Linked DNA regions of Homo sapiens: region 2 is linked to region 1. A link is an interaction called in ENCODE POLR2A ChIA-PET data of the cell type or tissue named here. Cell type or tissue: endothelial cell of umbilical vein. All regions are shown on one strand. Each heading gives the region's core, and the rest is flanking DNA. Links, peaks and the distances in the headings are about the cores only. Region 1 has its middle 17 kb from the start of DAB2. Region 2 overlaps DAB2 (DAB adaptor protein 2).

Region 1 (10,019 bases), core at 1,306-9,305:
CATGTAGAAACTCAGAATTCAGATGCAATATCATAGTACCTCATGATTGAGAGAGTTTGGCTTTGTTTCCCCAGTTCCTCCCACCCCTAGAGGTAGATCCAGGCATCTGGAGGCTGGAGGAGCACTTTCTGGGGTCAAGTATCAATTGAGTCACTTTTACCATCCTCTCCTCAATATTAGACCTTATCAGAATGCCCAAGCCAGGCATTCTTTTGATGTCCCTAGGTTTGATGTCCCTATGCTCCTCAAGTACTTTTTTTACTGGGTTACTGATTTCAAGCTGGAGTCAGATGATTTGCTAAATGACCTCATCTTCCTGTCTGTTTCACACCACGGGGGTGAAGAGAGCAAATAGGTACAAAGTCTGTTTGGCTTCTGAGCCCTAGAAAGAGGCCTGTATTGCTGTCATGTGCTTGTCTGGTGAGATGTTCCAGAGTCTGTTTTCCTTTCTCCTAGATTCATAAAGTCAGGAAATCAATCTACAAAGCTCCAAGTAAATTTTCTTTCAGGGGCATTTTTGGTAGTCAGGACATGGCTGCAAAGGGCAATACTACATTATGAAAGCACTGCTGATATTTGGGAATGGGGGAGATTCCCTTCTCTTCTTTATCCTCTTGCCTCTCAACAATCAGTAGCACCTCCACCAGTGGACAGAAATAGGAATGGGATAGAACTTGGAAACAACTTTGATCTTGATGAAGATAATGCTATTTTGCATTATTTGCACACAATTTTTTTAGTTTAATATAGCTTTTAAAAATATTTTCAGGCTGAGGTGGGAGGATCATCTGCATATGGGAAGTCAAAGCTGCAGTGAGCTGTGATCCTGCCACTGCACTCCAGACTGAGTGACAGAGCGAGACCCTGTCTCAAAAATATATATATATTTATATATTCATATATATGTATATATTCATTTATATATTTATATATTCTTATATATGTGTATCTATGAATATATATATATATATATTACGGTTTGGCTGTGTCCCCACCCAAATCTCATCTTGAATTGTAACTCCCGCAATTCCCACATGTTGCAAGAGGAACCTGGTGGGGAGGTGATTGAATTATGGGGGCAGGTGTTTCCTGCACTGTTCTCGTGATAGTGAATGAGTCTCACTAGATCTGATGGTTTTAAAAAGACAGAAATGCACATATTTTCTTTCTTTGCCTGCCACTATCCACGTAAGATGTGATGCTCCTCCTTGCCTTCCACCATGATTGTGAGGCCTCCCCAGCCACTTGGAAAAGGGAGTCCAATTAAACCTCTTTCTTTCATAAATTGCCCAGTCTCAGGTATGTCTTTATCAGCAGCATGAAAACAGACTAATACAATGTATATTCTCATTTGATTCTTATATTAATTTTTTTCAAGTGAGACCATTGTCATTGTTTTCATTTTCAAGACGATAATGTTGGGTCTCAGAGAGGTCAGGAATTCCTTCAAGTGCACATTGATTGCTGGTGAAGGTGCCAATTCTTCTCTTATTACTCTGCCCTTATAATTGATCTTTCAATTATTCTGCATGACCTCTTAAATATTTGATAAAGGAGAAGGTAGAAGGAACAGATAATAGCGTTTTAAACTGTCCATCATGTCTCCATTAGCACAGATGCTTTGAATTTAGCTATATTTTAATTTCTCCCCTTAGATGCATACGGTTTTTAATCTCCAAGTATCTCTAAGCATTATGCTGTAAAACCATAGTGCTTTCTATTTCTATTTTGCCTAAAATATTTTAATTGGATCAGAAAATTGTTTTGGTACCATATGTAATATATGGTACAACTTAGTTCTCAACTTTGTTTGGGCTTTTGCTTCCCAAACAAGTCAATTTCTTGCTACAAACAGGTAGGGTCCTTTTGGTTTATACCTGCCATCGATGTAAGACAACTGTCCTTGGTTATTTGGATTAGTGTTAAGTCTCGGAGTAGCAGTAAGTCCTATGCCCTATGAAGAAGGATTGCCCAGAAGAGACGTGAAGGGGAGCATTAGCATCTCTTCATGGCCATCTGGTTCTTCTTAGCTGAGGAATGCCCACTGGTTGTAGCAGTTCTGAGCAAAACTCATAGAAAAAGGTATAGCCTTCAAGGCAAACCCAGAAAAAAGTTCAAGAGAATAGAGTTAGGGCTGTCACGGAAGTGCTATTTACAATAAAAGTAAAATCTGATATAAATCTAGTAAAACATTTACCTTTTGGATTGGGAAACATTTTTGGCTGAAATAATCGTCTTAGATAATTTATATTATTCATTTTAATTGAATAGTCTCCAGGCTGAACTGACATGTAAGTCTGAACACAACAAAAATTCAAGTATTTTTAAAACAATAATAGTATTATGTTAACTAAAGAAGTGAGTAGAGATACTTGTCATTTAACTGAATGGATCTTCTTAAAACCTAATAGAAGATGCTAACTAATGAACACAAATGATAATGAGGAAATGAAACCATAGGGTAATTATTCATAACAAGGGAGGCTAAGGTTTGATATTCCTTAGTAGAAAAGATGCTTTTACCGTCTAATAGAGGGTACCTAGATTGGTGTAGCGTTGACCTGGTGTCCAATATTGGCACACCCATTACGTTGTGTTCTGTAGCAGATGACTAATTCCTAATTCCAAATGTCTAATTTAATGACACATTAGAAAAATGTGTGGCACTCTTCTGATGTGAAAAATATCTGTCCTGCATATTATGATTGAAGAGATGAAATCAGTCATGACAGAAATGTCATAAAATGCCTCTATTTTTAAAAGAGCTATCATTACATACATTTGTTATAAAAAGGAGGATTAGACTCAATCAGATTTTTGCTTTCAATTGATTTATGTAAATCAAAAATGATTTTAAAATGCAAATAATTTGATAATGCTCTGAGTTAGAGATCATCTTATTTTTTAGAGAGCTTATTAGCAAAGCTTATTTCTTAGCCCAATTCCAAATTACATATGAAAGACCACATAGAGAAGATATTGTTATTTGTGTTGAGTATATAGTAGGTCTACAGAACTGAAATAAATGTACTCCCCACAAGCAACTGGCATTGTAAAACTGAAAGTAGATTATGATTCATTTAACAATAATGATATTAGATGATTTGTTTATGTCTCCTGCCAACAAAAAATATGGATAGATAAGAAAGTGTTCTGCGTATGCTTTTAATAAATCATTGATATAATCATAAAATATATAGAGTATTTTAATATGTATCCACATACAATCTCCTTTCAATTTTAACATAAATATTATGCAGACCGAACTACTGGATTATATAGCAATGAAGCCAGATATTCCAATTAAGACTTCTAAGAAGTATTTAAATGGAATCAATTTTTTCTCTTGTTAAGTCTACCAACAGATATGAAACATTAAATAGATGTTTTTACTCTTCTAACAGCTGTAGAATTCCTCTTAAAAATGTATTCTGGCGTGAGTCCCAACTTTATTCTTTCATACTTGCTTCTCTCTGAGTGTCAACAGAAGTTGAATTTTTCCAATAACCAAAAACAAGGTTTCTCTTAAAATTGTTAGTTTTTATCATACAACCTTGCATAAAACTGATTTAATAGAATAAGAAACATTCTGTTTTTTATGGATACTTTTTAGAGCTTACTAAATGCTATCAGTGTGTCAGGAATTTTAGCCTAAATATTAATACCAGGATTTACTTTAGCTTTATGTTTTTTGGGGAGGTGAGATGGGATGGGGAAAGAATATTCCTATAAATGTTACTACAGCAGTGCTACTTGCTGTTCAAACTGAAAACATTAATGATGGTTTGGAAGGTGACGCCCTACAAAAATATTTCAGTCATTCTGAATAAGGCTTGAAAAAAACATTTCTACAACATTTAACTCTGAGTAGAAAGCAGGGGCCTTGGGCATCCAAACAATGCTGCTTCTATTAGCAACAAGCCTAAAATGAAAAGGAAATCATATTGCCTTTCATTTCCTTCCTTCCACACTCTTAGAAAGAAGGAAGAAAGAAAAAAAGAGAGAGAGAGAAAGAAAGGAAGAAAGAAAAGAAAAAAGCTTAATCAAGCCAAAACTATCTGGACATACTTTAGGAATGTTGCATGCATATGTATGTGTGTTTATGATTGTATGGGTATATGTATGTCGTATTTCAGCTAGGGAGTATTTTCCCCATCTCTACAGTTTCTACACCAGCTTAAAACCAAATAATATTTAATTACTTCCATAAAAATGCCAAAATAACAAAAACATGCCTGAAAAAGGCAGCAATAAGAAGAAAGCATGCTATATATGTTATAGCCAACCTCAAACATCATTCACAAAACAAGCAAGTGGCCTAACTAGGAATTTTCCAAGTGCTTTTCTGGGAGAGGTTAACTCCCATATGGAGAGCTTCAAAATAGAAGAGGAAAATGACAGGTTAGTGTGGCCCCGTTTTACTGATTTTTCCCTAAAATAAAGATTGCATTTTGAATTACAATGCAAGTGCCCAGAAGCTGCTTATGAGAAGGCATCAGGAATTCTAACAATAATTTAGCATGCTGGCCCTTTTTTACAGAAAAGAAAACTCAGTCTTGACCAGGAGGAGATGTCTTTGTAAGAGGCAGGCCCTGATGGTTCAACCTGATCAACCCTGTTTTTGGAAGCTTTTCCACTTTGGATTCAGTTGACTTCTGCTTTTGGTGTTTTTAGAGACCAACAGAGGTTATCCAACAGGAAATACTGGAATAGTTTTTGCAAGACTTCCATTTCCCCGTCACTGGCTTGAACAGGAATAGGGACTACCATGTGATATTGCTGAACTTTGCTAAGAAACTTTTGAGGCATGATACATTAAATCAGTTTAGTTCTATTTGAGGAAAATTGAAATGGTGCAGGTCTGCACAGCTCCTAGAACTATAGCCTCTCCGAATCTTCAAGAACTCTGGGGTTTGTGTGGTCCAGCCTCCCTTCCAGTACTTTCTCCCTGCCCCAAGAAAATTTACCCTAGGAGACATTCAGCGAAGGGGATTTTCTGGGGTATTCTACTGAGTCCTTACTTAGGTTGAATACTTTTTCTGTTTGGTCCTCACCAAAAGCATAAAATTCTGTCTTTTTTAGACAGCTTCAGGTTTTGCTTGCATTTTTCAAGGCTCAGAGACCTTGCATAAAACTAACCCAGATGTCAGCTGATGTACTCTGAACTTAAGAGTGGGAACCTTGAGTTTCTTCCTGTCTCTCTGAAGATTCTCAAGGGGAGACGATTTATAGTTTTCCTGGCCACTGCTGGCTTGGAGCTCTTGTTTCTGCTGATTTTTTTTCAGTTCATGGTTCACTCTGCTGTCCCTTGCCTGTCATCTCTATTTTTCACCACATCAAACTCAACATCCTTCCTTGATCAGTCCCTAGCCCTTACATGAAACCCACCTAAACCAAGACTGTGTGCCTATAGCAGTCCTTTCTGAAGGTGTGAAAATGAATGGGATTTATTTTGACATATACATATACATATATATATATACACACACACATAGTTATTAAATTTTTCATATATATTTTAGGATATATTAAAATACAAATATATCTATTTTGACATACAGTCATGCACCACATAATGACATTTCAGTAAATGACAGACTGTGTATACTGCGGTGGTCCCATAAGATTATAATGTAGCTGAAAAATTCCTATCACTTAGGGACCTCAGAGTTATCGTAAAGTCATAGCACAATGCATTACCTTTTCTATGTTTTGCTATGTTTAGATACACAAATAGTTACCATTGTGTTACAATTGCTTACAGCATTCAATATGGTAACATGCTGAATAGGTTTGTAGCCTAGGAGCAATAGGTTATGTGGTATAGCCCAGGTATGTCGTAAGCTATGTCACCTGAGTTTGTGTAAGAACACTATGATGTTTGCACAATGACAAAATCATCTAATAATGACCAGAATGTATTCTTATTGTTAAGTGATACATTGCCATATATATTAATGTTAGACATTCCTATAATTCTTATTCTTTGCTTCCTTGCCCAACTATACACTTCTTCCATCCTTCAATTCCTATGCTTTTCATATGAAAAGTGATTTAGAAATCTCGTTTGCTCCCTCCCCTCTCTACCATTGCCAAATGTTTGTAGTGATTGGCTGACATTTTATCACTCTCACCTCTGGTCTTTACATGCCCTCATGTTCTTATCTACTCCAAAAGTATATCAAGACTTTTTTTTTTGAGACAGAGTCCACTCTGTCTCCCACTCTGTCTCCCAGGCTGGAGTGCAGTGGCGTGGCGTCGGCCCACTACAACCTCCACCTCCCAGGTTCCTGCTTTAGCCTGCCTTGGCCTCCCAAGTAGTTGGGATTACAGGTGGGCACCACCGTGCCCAACTAATTTTTTGTATTTTTATTAGAGATGGGGTTTCACTATGTTGGCCAGGGTGGTCTCAAACTCCTGACTTCAAGTGATTCCACCTGCCGTGGCCTCCCAAAGTGCTGGGATTACAGGCGTGAGCCACCGCACCCGGCCGTTATATCATGACATTTTAAATGAAACCTGCTCCCTCCTTGAAGAGGACAAATACGTTATTTTTTTTATGTGGTATTTGACAATCTTTCCAGATATTGCCCCATACACAGTGCATTTGCTAGAAGATTACAAGGAAAAAGGAAGAATTCAAACAACTGGGCAAAAAAATACTGAGTACCGATTTAATTTACTGAGCCTACCACAAAGTTAGGATTTTTCAAACTGTAGTTGTCGGTTTAGTTATGCTGTGCTAAATAAAAAAAGTAAAAAATATGTCCTCCTGAGCTAAGAGGGGAAAGGTTGACCTTTATCTAGATTAAACACTTGTCTAAGTCTGAAATTTTATAAATAAATCCATTGAAGTATTGGTGAAAGTACTTCAGGGAGACCAAGTGAGAAAGTTGAGATCAAGGGGGAAGTTTTTCTGACATTACTATTCTATTTTAGCTTATGGCTTTAGAAACTTTGATCAAGGCCACAAATATTATAAAAATACAAGAAAGCAGAGCATAAGAGTTAGCTAGGAAATATGGTCATACACTCCTATTTTACAGGACAGCTCTGCCTTCAAATGTTCTGTCTTTAATGTCTCTTGTACAAGTCTTTATGTCTCTAATATTTATTAATGCATGGCTCAGAATATATATATATATATATATCATACATGAGACGAAGGAATTATTTGAACTAAAACATTGCAAATCTAAATTGAAAATGTAGTATACAAAGGCCAGGAGTGATGGCTCACACCAGTAATCCCGGCACTTTGGGAGGCCAAGGTGGGTGGATCACTTGAGCTCAGGAGTTTGAGACCAGCCTGGGCAACACGGCAAAACCCCATCTCTATGAAAAATACAAAAATTAGCCAGGTGTGGTGGTGTGGGCCTGTAGTCTTAGCTACTTCGGAGGTTGAGAGATGGGAGGATCACTTGAGCCTAGGAGGAGGAGGTTGCAGTAAGCTGAGATTGTGCCACTGTACTTACTCCAGCCTGGGTGATAGAGCTAGACCTTGTCTCAAAAAAAAATTATATACATATATATATGTATATATACACGTATATATATACGTATATATATACACACATATATGTACATATATACATATATACACACATATATATATACATATATACATATATACACATATATGTGTGTATATACACATACATGTGTATACATGCATATATACACATACATGTGTATACATGCATGTATACACATGTATGTGTATATATGCATATACACATGTATGTGTATATATACATATATACACACATATATACACATATATGTGTATATATACATACATATATATAGTATTCAGTTAAAGAAGGCATTAAACTCACGTTTATCCTTTCTCTCCCTTAATACACCACTAAACTGTTATTATGTGAATAAAAAGCTGTCTGACAAAGAGAATTCCTAGGATGACATCCCAGTGTCAGGTCTGGACATCAACTGCCATATACATCCTATAGAACAAGGATGAAGGTGTTTCTGATGGAGGCATCCAGGGAATGAATAAAGTGAGAAGTATGGCAAAGTATTTCTGTTGTGGCAACTGCCCAGGAGAAGAGAAGAAAATAAGATGACTTATCTGCTGGAGCGCTTATACACACTTTAATAAACTCTATTTATGTAGCCAACAATAGTGCTTTAATAATATTAAGAAGATGATGTGGAGAGGTGCAGATGCTGTTATGTATGAGTTAAATTTTATAGGAAGAAAAAATTTAAAAATCACTGGATAATATCTGAAGTTGTAAATTAAAAACTAGCAGCATGCCTTGATTCTCTTATTTTAAGTTACAATAATAAAAAAGAATCAGTTGGAAAATATTTTGCAAAACTGTCAAGTTGTTTGTGATCTTTTATTTAATTTTTGAAAATGTATTTGTGTTACTTTTGGCTTTTTTATTGCCCTAATTACTAGAAACTTTACTTGTACATCTTTGAACTTCTGATCTTAAACTGTTCAGAGAAAAAGCTAAAGGGTTTTATCATGTCAAGCAGAACCAGCAACATAGCTTAAAAATTAGTATGGAGGTAACTACAAGAAAAAAACAACTGAAAGAACTAAAGATGATTTCTTATCATTCAGAGATGGAAGATGAGGGGGCGGGAGCCAGAAATTAATGTTTTCCTCAATAAGCCTTTCCTTACTTGATGAATTTTTTATTATACATGATTAATTTTATTCTTACAAAGCAAAAATAAAAAATTTTAAGCTAAACTGATCTTTTCATTGTATGCTTAAGCCCCTCTCTGGGTCATCAATTTCCTCAGTCAATTTTGAATTATCCTGCACGGCACACAAGTCCATGCCTGAGCTGGTTCTAGCTCACCTTGTTTCTTTCTGTCCTGCAATCTTAGGGAACCTTGTGTGTTTGTCAGAAAACAGCCCAGACATTTCTCTTGCTGCCTCCTGTTTCCTTAACCTGGGATACCCTCCCTCCTTTCCTCACCTGGGATACCCTCCCTCGTTTCCTCACCTGCCTTGTCCCTGTGAAGGGCTAACACTACTTGTTCATCTTTGAGATCTTGGCTGAAACATTGCCTTTCTGGACAGCTCTTCATAACCCCCAGAAGGCTGAGTTAGGTCATTTTTCACTGTGCTTCCACAGAATTCTGTACTTGTGACTAATATAGTGACAGTCACTCTACTGTCATTCTCTAGTCCATTTTTGTATCTACTCCCAAAATGGGAGCTTCCCCAGCATAAAGTCTTTCTCTTATTTACTGTTTGTCCCTGGCAGGTACCACAGGGCCTGCACGTAGGAGGCATCACGTATTTTTTTGGAATGAAAAAATTAAGGGAAGGAAGAAGTAGGCAGGGCTATAGATAACCAGCAGATCAGAATGGGGGAAAGTCAGTGGTTCTGCGAATGCCTTTGTAAAAATATTTAAAGTATTATATTTTCTTTTTTGCCTCAAATCACATAGTTCATCAATTCTAAGATAACTCTTTTTTCTATTTTAATATCTTAAATAAGAATGTATCACACATTTGATGGCATGCATAGATTTTCAAATGGCAGCTTTCTTGGTGGTAGGAAAATAATGATATGTCTTACCATCAAGAGAGTCTTGAGTCAATTAACTATAGTACATAAAAATATAGCTATAACATGTCTGTGAAGAAATAGAACAGAATTGGAATTCTGAGTTGGACTTACATAGGGTGTGAGGAGCAAGAATTGTAAGAACTGAAAGATATCAAAGTTTCTTGGCTTGGAGAGAAAGTTGGGAACAGAGCTGTGTGGAAAGAGAACAAGAGCAGTCTAGGCAACTCATGGTTTCTTTTCCCAGTTAGTAAGATAGGCTGCAGAGTGATAAAGCTCCTTACCCACATACTCCTGCCCACGTTTATGACAAAGTAAGTGGCAAAGGCAAAAGGTTAGTTTGACTCATTGTTCGGTGGCACTGAAATAACATGTTTTAACTCAGTTTCACAGGCCACCCTGTCAGAAGGGGAAAAATTATTGAAAAGAAAAACAGGGATTCTTGTTTCAGGATGCATCACCAGT
Region 2 (10,019 bases), core at 1,262-9,261, 57 kb before region 1:
CCTTTGTAGGAAAACAACAGAGACAGAGAGGAAAACAAAACAAGGATCCTGATGACTGACTGCAGGAGGCAGAGAAAGCCAGGATCCCTGGTCAGATTTTACCGAAGGAGAGGAGAGTCCTTCCTCGTCTACAGTCCTCCACCTCCCAAGCCAGAGTCCATTTGGAGTTTGTAGAGGTGCCAAGAGAAGAAAAATAGAGTCCATAGCAGGACAGCAAAAACTATTGTCAGGGTTTCTGAAAACTGTACCATGGAGTCTGAAAAGAACTATAGGCTATGGACTAAGAATAGCAAGGCCAGCCCTCAGTCAAGTGGACTTTCCCACTGTCCTACCACAGAGTGATCAGCGGCTCACACAAGCTAATGACACATTTAGGAATTAAGAGCGTCAATGCATACTAGCTGTCTGATAAAATTCCATCTCTTCCCTTATTTCTCTCTTTTTTCAACTTTGGCTTTCTAGGACTTATGTTCTAGCTTCAGTAAAACACTCAAGCTAGCCAAAATATTGGCAAGGAGCTCCTATGGCAGAAGTGCTCAGAGACTGATCAGGATGTGTGCCTGATCTACCCTTACCATACACCTAGGAACACAGCTGGGCCCAGAACCTAGGACTTTCACTCTATGACTTATTCTTGCTTCAGACTTAACTTACATCCTTCTTGGGCATATATTCCTTCTAAGAGGGCTATGTGTTGAAAGGACATAGGCCTTCGATCTATTATGGCAAAAGACATGGAAGACATGCATGTTGACAGACAAGCCTCTCTTATGTCAACCCTGTTTTGCTACTGAAGCTGGTCTGAGTTTAGAATCCCTTACAATTGTCTTTCAGGAAACCATGACCAGTTGGTTCAAGTAAGTACAATACTGAAAATGAATTTCTTGTCTCATGCTGCCTCGAGGAGCCAAATGTGAGTTACAAGTCAAGAATATCAAATGGATGTGGGGTTGTATAGTAGAAGTGGGAGAAGGGCTCCCTGGGATGCTCAAATCTTATGCTGTAAAACCCTCTGGGAGTATGAAATCTCTTCCGATGCATCATCATTTTATGAGCAAAAGCAAAAGAGTCATACTTAATTTTATCTCTAGGCACCTACCTAGACCCACCAGGGGCCCCACTGGGGCAGGAGCACTTGTTTTGAAGAGATCCAGAGGGTTGGGCTGCAGGGCTGTAGGTTGTCCTGTGGGTGACGCCTGGCCTGAAGGTTCTGAGACGGGAGGAGCAAAGATGTCTGATGCAAGCAAGTCATTGGCTGAAGACTGACAGGACAGGGAGGGAGGGAGAAGCCTTAGTTACTCACTAACAGTGAAATACAGCCTCATTTTGTCTCCTACCCTATACCCCAATTTGAGAGCCACAAAAAGGAAAACTTTTTTCTTGACAGATGAACAACAACAACTACTACTACAGAAAAAGAGTCCTCCAAAAAAAGACACAGATTCCTACAACGGACGGACTACTGAGTCTTAGTGTCTGACACTACCTAGGACTTGCAAAGTGAAATCTACTATATTCCTTTACACACTCACATTGGTCTGGTCTCATCGCTAAATGCTTGAAGTTGGGGGAGCAAGTGTGTAAAAGGGGCAACTACCAATAAGCATCCTAAATATTTTTGTTCATTCCATTGGATTTTAAGTCAGTCTACATAGAGATCATAGGGTCTTAATCCAGGCAAGCCTGTATATTCTTAGGAGAGGTAAAAAAAGACACCTATGGGAACTGCATTTTAAATTGCTCTTAAATAAAGCTGAGATCATAGTGGTAATAGTAAATACATAAGCTTAGAAAAAGCTTATGTATTTACTCAGTATTTAAAAGAGGAGATAAGCTCGAGAATTTTATACCACCACCATGGACACTGATGCAACATGATGGGTGTGCAGGGCATGTGTTAGTGTCAGGGAAGTACAAAGGGAATCACAAGAACTCTCACCCTCCCAACCCAGAACACGATGATCAAACTTACCAGAGGTATAGAAGCATAGCAGCATTAAAAATGGAAAAACTTGTGTTTAGTTTAATCATAAGTGACAAGACATGCACACGGAAAGCAGGGTGTGAAAAACACTGCTGAGAAGCTTAAAAACGGTGGCAGTTAGAGGAAAGTACTCCTGGAGAACCAAAGTGCCTTATCCCACCTTCTATTTCACAGCAACACAGGAAACTACGAGAGCAGCAGGAAAGAGAGCTTGCATCACACCACCCTTTGGTACCGAACATGCACTCTGCTAATGGATATGTGGAGAAGACAATTCACCTTAGCAGTCCTTCTGCCTCTTCCTGGTTTGGTACTTTGTGGAGGTGGGATAATGGCTATGGAGTCATGTGGTGAGGACTGGACAGAGCTTTCCAAGTCCTGCTTTACGCCATTCTGTATGGACAGTCCTTTGGGAGGGCTTCCCACAAAAGGGTTCGGGGAGGATTTGACAGAGAAGCCGTTCTGTTCTCTTTCAGATACCCCATTTTGAGTTCTCACTGCTGGCTGGGTTTGCGAACTTGAAAAGGGCCATGGGCCTGCCTGAGCTTCCTGTTTGCCAGTCCGGTTAGAGATCTGGTCAAATTGCTGACCAAAGTAGTCAACATCACCATTCAGGGGCCCATTACTCAGCGGAGTAGACGAGCTACTCGAATTCTCTTTCTTCTGATCTGGAGATTTGAGAGAATCAAACGAAGAAGGTGTCGATTGGTCTGGCTGTGTGAAAGGATCGTCACGGAAAGGATCAGGATTAGGGGTGGGAAAGAAGTTGAGATTGGCAGAAAAGGCATTTTCAGGCAAGAAGGATGCCTGAGGCGTTGGTCGAGGAAGAGAACAGGAGGTGATGCCGTTTGTTAAGAATGGATTTTCTCTTAAAGAATTCTGATTGGTGTCGATTTCAGAGTTTAGATCCACTAACAGGATATCTTTGCTTTCCTATCACATTTGGAAAGAAAAAAAAAGAAAGTGTTAGTCCATGTTGTGACTTCAAATGAGAAAATTACATAAGATGACTAGGATTATCAGAATTTCCATTTGAATTTGGTCTTGATAAATCGGTTGATCATTACCTCCTTCCATCAACCCCCGTAGTCCATTACTCCCTAGCTATAGACTAGGTCCTTTCTATTCCTCCCCAATATCATGCCCTTTTATTTAAGTCTCAACCTCATTAGGTGAAATCTTACTGTTGCTTACTTCATGTCTCTGCTCACCCTGGTTCACACATACAGACTGGCTTAATTCATTATGAGCATTGTTTCAATTTGTGACTTTGAAAGTCTTAAAGGGAATTGATTGTGAGTCACTATAAATGATTATCAAAGTATGTTGAGCTTGAAAGTAAGTGATTTCAGAAGCTTAGCTCAGCTTCCTACCTATACACATACAGTCCTCTCTATTGTACCCCCAGAGTCATGTAGGATCATCTCTCTAAATGAGAAAATTCATCGACTAATACATTCATATTTTATAGTTCTGGCTGTGATGAAATTTAAGATCAAATGCATTTCCCTAAAATCGGTCCAGTTCTTTCCTCTAGAGGTGGGAGAGAGGCTTTTCTTTTATATCACGGCCTTCAGGTATGTCTCTTAATATTTAAGGCTCTTGCTGAAGCTGATAGTCAAGTAGGATCTCATCCTCATCATCCCAGTCTCTCCTCTGGGCTTACCCTTTTTGTCTATGTCCTCTGAAAGAGACACTCAATACTGATCTAATTTAGTCAATCACACATTAAGATCTCCTATTTGTACATCTTTTCATAACATTGCTTAGAGTTGCCTGTGTTGTGACAGTAATCTCATCTATTTAGTGGTTAAAGTCAACCAACAACTGATCTTTAATTTATATACAGTAGTCCCTCCTTATCCTCAGGGAATATGTTCCAAGGCCCACAGTGGATGTCTGAAATGGCACATAGTGCCAAAACCTATATACAGTATTTTTCTCATATACATACACATGATAAAGTTTAATTTATCAATTAGGCACAATAAGAGATTAACAAGTAATAAAATAGAATGATTATAACAATATGCTGTAATAAAAGTTATTTGAATGTGGTCTCTCTGTCTCTCTTCTCTCAAAATATTATATTGTACCGTACTCACTTATTTTCAGACCAAGGTTGACCACAGACTTAATTTCAGAAAGTGAAACTGCAGATAAAGGGGGACTATTGTACAAGGTAGAGACATGGGTTTAAGAGTTAATTTGAAAGACATATCAAATATGTAGCTCTACTAATTCTATCCCCTCTCTATCATTTCTCTGGTGTGTTAATTTTTTGGATTTTCAACTGTTTGATAAAAAATTCTCAGCTTAAAAGCAGTAAATTTGATGAATCCGACATGTCTTTATTCCAGTAAAAGACAGAATTATAACTCATCCTAGAACAGAACTTTCATACTGACATCACTTCCTTCTGCTTGACTTTGATCCATTAAATACTTAACTATGCTACCCAGAGAAGAATATAAATGATAAAAAATGCCTTGCTGAAGTGCAAGTTATAGTAGTTATCTTGCATTACCCTGAGCAGAATACTAAATATTTTGATCATTGGGGAAAATAAACAACTTCAAGGGAATATAAAATTTGCAAACTAGTAAATACAAAAGGGTTCAAATAGAACTCCTTGGCTTTTAAAAGAAAAAAAAATACCCAATTGTTTAGAAAGTTTAAGTCCTATTTCATGGCCACAAAAGAGACAGCAAAATCAGACCTAAATGGTAATCTATCTTTTGGATTCCTTTACTGTGAGGCATAAAAATACAGTTTTTATAAGCCAAAGCCAGGCTTTCTCTTTATAAAAGAAGAATTTGTCACAAGAAAGAGCTTATAATTAAAAAAAAATTTAATCAGAGAAATGGATTGGAAGAGCTATTAATCTAGGGATCTTTATACAATCAAAAGGTAGGATAAAATGTATTACAAAAGCTTGTGATTTCAATATTTATTTATTTGTTTTGAGCCACCTCTGGGTTAGAACAGTTGAGTGTTCACAGCTGGTAGAGTTCTCGTTTTCAAATACTTCAGAAGAAGTTCTTAGGACACCAAACAGGAGCCACAATGTTAGACTTCTGAATAGTCACCCTATAAGTAAAATGTATAAGGCTCTCCTCAGGCTGGGTTTGTTATTAATCCAAGATTAAAAGTGTAGTTCACAGACTACAACTGAGAGCCCAAAGACTCCTCATCCACCCACTTGGTCAGCGCCTCATTCATTCTTTGTCGAACTGTCAACACTGCCTCCAGTTGGCCACTGTTTGAGCACCTGAGCCGCACGCACTGGAGACACGGCAGTGCGTTACAGAACCTGCTCGTAGGGAGCTCCAGTAATCGGACATAAATCCTGAGTTCCATAGCCTAGCTCTTCTCTGGGTGGCTAATCTCACCTAACCATTCCAGTTTGTCAGACTGAGGACTTCTCTACTCAAAGCCTTAAGTGGCTTACTGCTGGCTCCCTATATTAAAATAAACCTCCTTAGGCCAAATTTCCAAATGATCCACAATAAGACCCACGTTGTTTCTAGCCCAACTATGATCTATTTTCCTACACACTTCAAAGACCCAACTCAAATTCAGATTCTTTACAAAGCTTTTAGCATCGATTTTTCTGTCTGCACTTGCCCTGTGCCCACCCGTGTTATCTTATGGCATGTACACAAGGACATAAGTGACACTCCTGCTTTGTATCCTGATCCCATCCCTTGTACCAGATTTAATCTCCTTGATCACAGATCATGTCTTATATTCTTTCCATAGTAACTGTGCTTTCAAGTGGTTGTTAAAGTTGCAGAACATGGGTTTTTATGTTTTTCTTTCTTTTCCTTTTTTGAGATGCAGTGTGGAAGGATAATGCTCAAGGGGCTTGCCAATAAAAATTCTGTTCTAGGGGATACCACATAGTTTGCAACATGAGCATTATTTGAAACTCATAAAACTTTTCTGTATAAATTTGAGGGGAGTGACAACCATCTAGGACCAATAATAAAGTCTAGGTAATTTAGATTTCTTTCTCTCTTTACATATTTCAGAGCAATTGTTGAAAGAGTTGAATATTTTTAAACATGCTGGCTTTACCAAGTAGAGATAAATCTATTTTTGACCTATGACTATAGAGTCAATAGATAAGAACATGTCAAAGCCTAACCAGCACATAATTAGATCTGTTAGCCTTCTTTTGGTTATCAGAGAGTATATATTTTGATGGTATTTATTACTTTATTGTTAGTTTAACTAAAACTTGAATTCCTATAAATAAAAAATTCTTAGACTTCATAAAGTCTAATAAAAATGAGACTGAAGATTATCCATGTTGTTTTCCATTTCCTTTTTTAGAACATTCTAGAAGTCTACAGAAGTAGATTATATAGGCAGTACTTCCTTGCCTATTCCAGTGGAATTCCACTTCATATCTTGAGTGCTTTGCTCTCTTTGAATATTACTTGTTTGAATGTCATTTATACTTGGGAAGTAAGTGTTCAGATACTGATTTATTTGAGAAAACATCACTAATGGAGGAGAGCACAAAGTTGACTACAAATCAAAAGGACCTCAGAGTTAGGATGGACCTGTCAGGATAATCTAGTCTAGTACTTTAAAAAGTTTATCCTCAGAACTATAACAAAAATTATGAAGAATGAAAGGTTCTATAGGCAAGTGAGTTAGGGCTCACTGCTAAAATGAATATTAAACAGGCTTCTCTCTTAAAGGCATTTTAGAATGCTACCATGCATTGTGATACTCATATGGTTAGGGTCAGAGAAGAATGCATGAAGTCCCTGCTCCTCTCCATCTCATTTGACCTGAAAGTTTTATGCAGTAAGGATTCACAGGCCTCAAATTCTCTGCAGAAGTCTGAAGGGAGAATTTTATCCAATCTTTGATCCATTGCTTCAACTCCTGTAACCTTGGTCACATAGGCTTCCATGATAATTTCCTGATACAAGAGAGTCCTTTCTAGACATTTCCCCCCATTATTCTAGACTAATTCTCTTTTTGTCTGTTTATTGCCTTCTCATCTTTTATGTTCAAATCTAGAAACTCACTCCTGCAGAAGCATTACCTGAATCTGAACTAGATAAATACCCTGTAGTAACATCAATTACTAACGATGTGATTAGTTTTAATGTTGGTCTCCCTGCCGGAGAGTAAATTCCATGATGTCATTGATGTTGTGCATCTTACTGCTATGCCTTGCAAATAGCAGGTGCTCAGGAAACTGTTACATAAATAAAAGAAGTTGCAAGAAGTCATTCAAAATGTCATGGACATTTTCATTAGAGGTATGTTTTGGAAGGTCTGAAGACTTGGGCCTAAGTCTTGAATCTGGACCTCTTTCCTTTTTATTTTTTTTTCTTCTTTTTTTTCCCTGAACCACCATTTTTTTTTAATTTATAAAGGAAAATACTGTTCTGTTCTTACAGGGTTGTTACAGATCATTCAATATTGAGCAGACTGGATATGGTATAAAATCCTATGAGAATGGGCAGCTTTCTAACAAGGACAAGCTTTGGTGGAATATAACTGAGCCACTTGTTTGTTTTAAATCTTACTTCACACCAAATTTATGCTGCTAAATTGCAACAGACAGAATGCAAAAGAAATGAAGAGGCCAGGAGGCTTTATGATTAACCATCTAACAGTCATACTTTCTTCAAGTAGGCTTATTCAAGGACTATTATTCACCTCCTCCTTCTAATCCTAAGTGATACCAAGAAGGACTACATTGCTGACTTATTGTTCAGGTTTAATCTGTAAGCAATATTAATATAACTGAATTAGTGTGGATAGGTTCCCATGGTGACTTAAGATTCACATTTATTCTAAAAACCATTGACACTTCATTTGCAAAAATCAACAGTCACCTTCCAAGTTTCAATGAGATGCTTAAGATTTCTGGTTATTGCCAATTTGAGTTATAGATGTCATTTTATTACATTGCAAATTTAAAAACAAACACTTACTGTTGGACTATTTAGGTCAGGAGGTGTAGACATGTCCCCAAACAAATCCATCTGGTCAACACCCTTAAAAAAGTATTTGGATTAGATTCAGATGTGTCTACTAAAAAAGATTACTTCGTATATTGTAATCATTTGTTTCCTAAAGTTTAGGAAAGTAGCTGTCACAATTTAATTTCCATTTAACTAATAGATTTCATATTAAGCTGTTTAGGTCAGGAAGTGTAGACATGTCTCAAAGCAAATCTATCTTGTCCACATCCTTAAAAAGTATTAGATTAGATTCAGGTGTGGCTACTAAAAAGATTACTTTTCTAATCTTTTTTTGACTACTTTTGTATATTGACATAGATGTTACACTAATATTTTGAAAAACAGTTGTCTCAATTGGATTTTCATATAGATTCAATACAGATTTGGTATCAGCAACATCTACAGGAAGTAGAACCCATGTTCAGATAAGTAAGAACTGTCAAACGTCACATATTAATACATACCGATTTCAGTTTGTTAGTTTGGTCATCTAGAATCATTAGGGCCTCACTCCCATTCTGAAAAGATAGCAAATATTTAAGGATTTAGTTGAGCTTTGTCTATAAAATGTATTTGTCCACTCTATTAGTCTGCTAAGCAGCAATGGTTTTGGTATCATCTTTTAACTAAACATCTTTCATGATCAGAGAAGTCATAAACACATAGTAATAAGCGAGGTGGCGAGAGTGGTTGGGCAGGTAGAAAACAGGGGCTTACGCATGTCACACACATGATTAACAAGAAGTAAAGATGCAATTTTACCTCAACTGCTTTGCTGGCTTCCTCTATCTAAAAAGAAAGATACATATTCAGTGATCTTCATATTCATAGTGAAAGGGAGTTAAATACACAAACAAGTATGCCTATGGTTCACAGGCATAAGGCAAGAATAAGTCTTGTATATTATTTCTGCCCTCCGTTCCCCTCCCCTTTTCATATCAATATAAGGTTTGAGTAGAGTTACTGGATTTAAACTTGGTTGTCCTGTATATTTCCTAGAATTAATATGAATCTCATAGAGAGAAAAAAAATAAAAGCCAGGGAGTGCAGATTAGAAGTGCCTAACCATAAAAATGTATCCATTGCCCTATTGGGAAGAATAGACAATACATATAGAAGCCAAATTTTCAGATAGACCATATTTATATATAATATTAAACATAGTCCTGAGTACAGTTTTAAGTTTGTTTGTTTGAGACAGAGTCTCGTTCTGTCGCCCAGGCTGGAGTGCAGTGGCACCATCTCGGCTGACTGCAACCTCTGCCTCCCGGGTTCAAGTGATTCTCCTTGCTTCAGACGCCCAAGTAGCTGGGATTACAGGTGCCCACCACCACCCCTGGCTAATTTTTGTAGTTTTAGTAGTGATGAGGTTTCGCCATGTTGGCCAGGCTGGTCTCGAACTCCTGACCTCAGGTGATCCACCCACCTCTGCCTCCCGAAGTGCTGGGATTATAGGTGTGAGCCACCATGCCCAGCCAGTTTTAAATTTAATAGAGCCTTAATCAGGTAGTACTTGCCTTTTTCTTTTCTTCTTCCTTTTTCTTTACATTATAGATAACTTGAAAAAGGTCTTTAAGATCAACAACTAATGGTTCAGCCTGCAGTAAGGGAAAGCACTGTTATCCGTATTTTAATTTTAGTATTTTATTTCCTTTGTCTGCTATCAATTATAATTCATACTGGGATTTTTTTTTTAATCTTAAAACGCCTTACTACCCTCTGCTGGCTTATAGGGGATCACCACCAACCCAATCCTCACCCTTAGGTATATAAAAGACAGCAGGGTTAATAAGTATTTAGACAAAACAAGAGGTATCATGATCATATTTGAAGTCCTTTAAGGTTCCTGAGAATAATTCACCACTGTTGTGAAGTCAGTATTCACTTTATAAGAAGGTCCATTCTCACAATCCTGTGGCACACAGCAGTGCATAGCTATCAATGACATTTTTAAAAGATTCCATAGGCCAATAAAAATAGTCATTCTCGGAATTATTATTTAGCCCTCTTACATCCAATTATTTCCAGTAAATCTTTTA

Evidence for each region. Peaks named below come from ENCODE experiments on the same cell type or tissue, not always from the same donor. Only the 100,000 strongest peaks of a DNase experiment are listed, where the experiment ranks them.
Region 2: POLR2A ChIA-PET joins it to region 1 with 5 read pairs; 2 of 35 experiments call an interaction of 5 or more read pairs at or near these places.

What each region holds. Positions count from the first base shown.
Region 1 is chr5:39,437,322-39,447,340 of GRCh38, forward strand. No RefSeq gene overlaps it. Among named protein-coding and RNA genes, the nearest start is that of DAB2, 17 kb to the left of the region's middle. In endothelial cell of umbilical vein, for the core only: no CTCF peak of the experiment used is centred there; a DNase peak (open chromatin) is centred at 4,660.
Region 2 is chr5:39,380,355-39,390,373 of GRCh38, forward strand. It overlaps DAB2 (DAB adaptor protein 2), which reads right to left. Exons shown (of 15, transcript NM_001343.4): 6 at 9,498-9,578; 7 at 8,743-8,769; 8 at 8,445-8,498; 9 at 7,951-8,013; 10 at 2,264-2,917; 11 at 1,100-1,262. Among named protein-coding and RNA genes, the nearest start is that of C9, 21 kb to the left of the region's middle. RefSeq lists enhancers at 381-1,580, 1,857-3,056. In endothelial cell of umbilical vein, for the core only: no CTCF peak of the experiment used is centred there; no DNase peak of the experiment used is centred there.